Regions from separate parts of the Homo sapiens genome. Here region 1 is linked to region 2. Evidence: chromatin loops called from intact Hi-C (ENCODE). Cell type or tissue: left ventricle myocardium inferior. All regions are shown on one strand. Links, peaks and the distances in the headings refer to the core of each region. The heading gives the core; the rest is flanking DNA.

The links. A loop is a pair of places that touch in the nucleus more often than their neighbours do. Peaks named below come from ENCODE experiments on the same cell type or tissue, not always from the same donor. Only the 100,000 strongest peaks of a DNase experiment are listed, where the experiment ranks them.
Region 1: it touches region 2 in a loop (7-fold over the local background); 61 of 110 quality-filtered maps call a loop at or near these places.

Annotation. Positions count from the first base shown.
Region 1 is chr10:115,705,122-115,708,054 of GRCh38, forward strand. All of the region lies in intron 26 of ATRNL1 (attractin like 1), which reads left to right. Among named protein-coding and RNA genes, the nearest start is that of SNORD158, 490 kb to the right of the region's middle. In left ventricle myocardium inferior, for the core only: a CTCF peak has its summit at 1,542 (motif pointing right); no DNase peak of the experiment used is centred there.
Region 2 is chr10:116,290,929-116,293,861 of GRCh38, forward strand. No RefSeq gene overlaps it. Among named protein-coding and RNA genes, the nearest start is that of GFRA1, 19 kb to the left of the region's middle. In left ventricle myocardium inferior, for the core only: no CTCF peak of the experiment used is centred there; no DNase peak of the experiment used is centred there; H3K27me3 peaks cover 1,599 bases.

The DNA of each region.
Region 1 (2,933 bases), core at 333-2,832, 590 kb before region 2:
ACTCAGTAAATGTTAATTGAACCAAACCAATGATGTTAAATATCTCATTTATGTTTCATCTATACCTATGACCTTGGCCATCAGATTGCCTGCTTCCTCTGGATCCTGAGAACTAAAAATACTGTCTGTATGCTTCTATTTTTCAAGCACAAGTACACATTATAGTGATTCAAATACTAATGGATATTTTAGCATTACATCTAGAAATTTTCTTCACTTCCCAGAAAATAAGATTGGTTAAAATAATAGAGGTATTGATTTTAAAAAGCAGGGAATATGCTGTATATTTATTACTTCTCAGACCAGTGATATTTCTTCATTTTTTTATACTTAGTGAATTTTATCTCAAGCCTCATTTTACTCTAAATCTGTTCTCTACTACAGGATAGCTCCTTGCTTTGGTTAATATTTAACTTTTTAAAATATATCACATTACCTTGGTGAGTAAAATATGCATGTACTATAAGATTACCATCACTATAAAATTATGCAGGTACTATAAGATTATTGTCTTTTACTGTAAGATTACTGCACTATAGATTACTGTAAGATCACTGTCATAATAAAATATGCATGTCCTATAAGATTACTGTCTCCCAAAGATTTCAGATTTGTAGAGTAAAATGCTTTCACTATTCTTTTCCTTTGAATTACCAGGTCAGACCACAGGGATTATGCAGAAAGTAGTTTATTTTTGTGCGTTGTGTTTGGTTTCTTTCTAAACAATCTAAACAACTTTTTCTAGGCTTAAAAAATTAGTTTGTGTGCTAATGCATTACTTATTGACAGACATGGTCATATTTAGTATCTAATTAGTGGACAGAGTTAATTTTTTCACACTTCTTACATTTTCTTATATCATCCCAGCCTCAGGCCGTCTTCCACTTAGCTGTCATATTAGTTCCCTGTGGCTAGTACAACACAATTACTGTAAACTCAATGACTTAAAACAAGTTATTCCCTTGCAGTTCTGAAGATCAGAAGTCTGAAATTAGTCCTACCCTGCTGAAATCAAGGTCTCTGTAGCCAAGCCCCTGCTAGAGGCTGTAGGGGAGAATCCATGTTCTTGCCTTTTTTAGTTTCTAAAACTGCATTTCTTGCATTCCTTGGCTCCTGGCCCTTGTCAAAACCAGTACTATCACATCTTACTTTAGTGGTCACATTAGCTTGACTTCTTCTCTAGTTAAATCTCCCTATACTTCTGTTATAAGAGCACTATGATTACAGTTAGGGCCCCTCAGGATGATCCAGGAAAAAATCCCCATCTTAAGACTTAATTTAATCACATCTGCAAAGTCTCTTTTGCCATATAAGGAAACTTGCACAGATTCTAGAGATTAGGACCTGGAGATTTTTTGGGGGTGGGCATTATTCAGCCCACCACAGCTACTATCTGACCAAATCACATAGTGCACTTTTATCTGCCACAGCTTTAATTTCCCCCATGAATTTATTTAATACCAATGTTGTCTTCCATTTTTACACCCATTTCAAAACTCTGAAATAGAAATAGGTTAAGTGCAGACATCCGACTTGTATCACACTGACCACCAGATGGCAAACTTTGTCATTATATTTTTAGGCCTAATCTGAATTAATTTGACAGCCTGAGTAGTTAAATATGCCAATTTAAAGTCATGTATAGTGCCATGCAGTTTAGATCAACTGAAGTTTTATCACACTAGATCATTTTTTATGAGAACAGCTACACATAATCAGATATTAATTTGAGCTACTTTAATGGCTTCTGAAAAAGATTACTTCCTTATCTAGCTAACGTCAACAACTAAGCATGCTTCTATTTCACAGAAAATTCTTCCAATGCAGTCTCTCTTAGTTTTTGAGTAATTTCTTACAAATTCTAAATTTAATTGATATGATTAATTATTAATCTCAATTTTAATTACTTATATACAGGATTTTTCCTAGAACTTGTTTCATTAATGAATTCAACTCAGGCAGGTACTAATCCGTGTCGCTTTTATCCTGTAGTATCACATAATATATAATAAAAATAATGGCTACAAATAAGGCAGCTTTCTAAAATAGCAAAAATTATTATTGTTCTACTGTTTTCCAAAATCATTGCACTCTTATCGTATCAGTCTAAACAATTCAGAGACATCAAAATAACAGCTAATATTCTTCTTCTTTCCCTCTTACAGAAACTTTTATAGAAAAGTTCAGAAAATGTATATTTAAGTAAGTTAAAATTCATGTTCTAAAGATAACACTTTTTGTATTTCCCAGGCATAAAGATATAGGTATAGATGTGGATATCAATGATATGGAAATATAATTGGGATGATTCGTACAGTGAGTTTTTTCTTCTTTTGAACCTCATTCACAATATCATATTAAGTTTATTGGCCCTCCCCTATTCCATCTCCCCGTATCCCCCAAGCCAAAGTAAACATTATTCCAAATCTTATTTGTATTTTAAATATATGTGTGATTATATATGTATGTGCATTTACCTATACATATATATACACATTAATTTATTCTGATTTTTCATATAAAGTTATATTCTTAACATTTTCCAATGTTATTAAGATTCCTTGAAAAATTTTTAATGGTCATATGATATTTTACCTTTTTGGTATTCCAGTTTAACCAAATAGACCAAATTGTCTCCAATTTTTCACTATGATAAATGACACTTTCATAGAAACTTATAAATCTTGCTTATATCTCTCATTATGTATTTCATTAATATAGAATCTTAGCGGTGGAATTACTAGGTCAGAGGATATGTGGACTTTTGATGTTTTTGATATCTGTTGGCAAATAGCTTTCCAGAAGGGCCAAACCAGTGGCATTCTCTTAATACTCTTGCCAAAGTGCTTCATTAATTTAATTTTTGCCAATTAGGTAAAAATATTCCTTGATGTGCTCCTGTTTACTAATTTATGACTCCCTTTCAAGTTATT
Region 2 (2,933 bases), core at 231-2,730:
TCCTGTGTTAATTTGCAGGATAATGGCCTCCAGCTCCATCCATGTCCCTGTAAAGGGCATGATCTCATTCTTTTTTATGGCCGCATAGTATTTCATGGTGTATATGTACCACATTTTCTTTATCCAGTCTATCATTGATGGGCATTTAGGTTCATTCTATGTCTTTGCTATTGTGAATAGTGTTGCAATAAACGTATGCATGCATGTGTCTTTATGGTAGGATGATTTATATTCCTTTGGGTATATACCCAGTAATGGAATTGCTGGGTCAAATGGTGTTTCTGGTTCTAGGTCTTTGAGGAATGAACCACACTGTCTTCTACAATGGTTGAACTAATTTACATTCCCACCAACGGTGTAAAAGTGTTCCTATTTCTCCACAGCCTCGCCAGCATCTGTTGTTTCTTGACTTTTTATAATTGCCATTCTGACAGGTGTGAGATGGTATCTCATTGTGGTTTTGATTTACATTTCTCTAATGATCAGTGATGTTGAGTTTTTGTTCATATGTTTGTTGGGTGTATAAATGTCTTCTTTCAAGAAGTGCCTGTTCATGTTCTTTCCCCACTTTTTAATGGGGTTGTTTGTTTTTTTTCTTGTAAATTTGTTTAAGTTCCTTGTAAATTCTGGATATCAGACTTATTCTTTTTCTTTTTTTTGAGATGGAGTCTGGCTCTGTCACCCAGGCTGGAGTGCAGTGGCATGACCTTGGCTCACTGCAAACTCTGCCTCCCGGGTTCACGCCATTCTCCTGCCTCAGCCCCCCGAGTACTTGGGACTACCGGCGTCTGCCACCATGCCCAGCTAACGTTTTGTATTTTCAGAGAGACAAGGTTTCACCATGTTAGCCAAGATGGTCTCAATCTCCTGACCTTGTGATCCACCTGCCTCGGCCTCCCAAAGTGCTGGGATTACAAGCATGAGCCACCGCACCCGTCCATCAGACCTTTGTCAGATTGATACATTGCAAATATTTTCTCCCATTCTGTAGGTTGTCTGTTCACTCTGATGTCAGTTTCTTTTGCTGAGGAATCTGCACTTTTACCAATAACCCAGGTGAATCTTATACAGGTGGGTCATGAGCCAGACTTTGATAAATGATGGTCTAAGAGTCAGGGAAAGTCTCTCTGAGAAGTTGACCTTGAAACTGAGTCTCAAATCATGTATAGGAGTTGCCCAATTTAGGGGAGGTAACAGCACGGATCCTGGAAACCTGAAAATGTAGATTTCGAACTTTGCCTGAAATACTGAGATATTGGAATTGCCACAGGAACATTCATCAGCACCGAGGTTTGCAAATGTGTGTCATAACTTAGTTGAATAACTAAAACAAGTGTCCCTAATCAATTACTCTTAATAATTATGTGCTAAGTGTCTCCTATATGTCAGGCACCTTGTTAGGTATAAGAAATATCATGTATCCATTTATCCATTTACTTACAGTGAGCCAGGTGATGTGCTAGGTGTTGAAAACTTACAGGAATTGTTGTACTATATAATTTTGTTAATTGTTTTACAAAATCCACATATATCACTTGTCAATAATTTTTCTCTGTGCTGATCCCTAAGAACATCAAATAATTAATACTTACACACTTATCTGTAGGCTCCTGAACTGATGGCATGAGAATTCTTTTTCCTCCTCTGTAAGTGATGGAATTTACCACTGGTGATCATTGCTGAGTTTTTAAGGCATTCTTTATTTCAACTGTTAACCTATCTTTTTGCTACCATTGATTTCTGGGTTTCCATGTTTAAGGATGACTTGCATATTTACCAAAGTTCATCAAAGCTGTAAGAGTTATCTTGACACATTGATAGAAAGCTGTGGTTCTTTGAGAGGGAAGATAGAGGAAGTCATTTATGACTAAATTACTTTTTAAAAGCCTGATACTATGAAAAGAACATCTAATGATACATAATTTTAAAGTGCAATTCAAAGATAAAAGGTTTAGACTGCAGAGGTCTCAAAGAAATTCAGGAGAACACTTTTCTGAATATTTACATCACTTAACGTAGCTGATATCATAGTCTACCTTGTATTAAAATTATTATTTTACCTTATCAGAGTACAAGTTTCTTGAAGGTAGGAACCATTTCTTAATCTTTATCTTTGAATACCTCTCAGCATTAGCGCTGAGTAACCTCCAGCATTGAATAACTCACAGTATATCATGTACTGAACACTACATAGTAAAATAGATACCCAATAAACATTCAATGATTGGACAAATAAATGAACATGATTCATGGAAGAGCAATTTGGAAAGAAGCAAACTTGAGTTACCATTTGCTTAAAATAAACACACTTCTGTGTCAGAGCAAGTAGGTGGCAAAATGATGATTTAATATAAAAACAAAATACTGCAAATAAAACATTTACTTTATTTTCAAAGGAAAGGAGTTTCAAAAATCTTTGAGAAGCTTGTCATTCATTCTTCAGAAAAAGCCCTTCTTGGAAGTGTGAGTACTCCGATCTGGAAGGGCAAACCAGATTAAATATCAGGCAGAGAGAAGTTGAATACCCTGTGCTTCTTGAGAAAAAGAGACTGCTTAGTGTGGGCTATGGAATCCAAGAAGACTAGTAGACATTTTTTGTAGTTTGTGCGTTGACAAGCCCAGTGACTCAGATTGACACCTAATGAGTGCTTTGAAGAAAGCATTCAGGAGAACACTTTTCTGAATATTTACATCACTTAACGTAGCTGATATCATAGTCTACCTTGTATTGATTTGATTACCTTGTAGGTAAGGAGAGAGGAAGAGGGTAGAAAACAAGGGATGCAGAGGAAAAGGAAGGAGGAAGTTTTAACTTAAATTTGAAAGGCTCTTTCTTTCCCTTCTCTTCCAGAGAAAGAGCGTGACTTAAACAAAGCAGTCAGTAAAAAAAAGATGAGCCTTAAACTATTATTTTCAATGACTTTGAAACATCT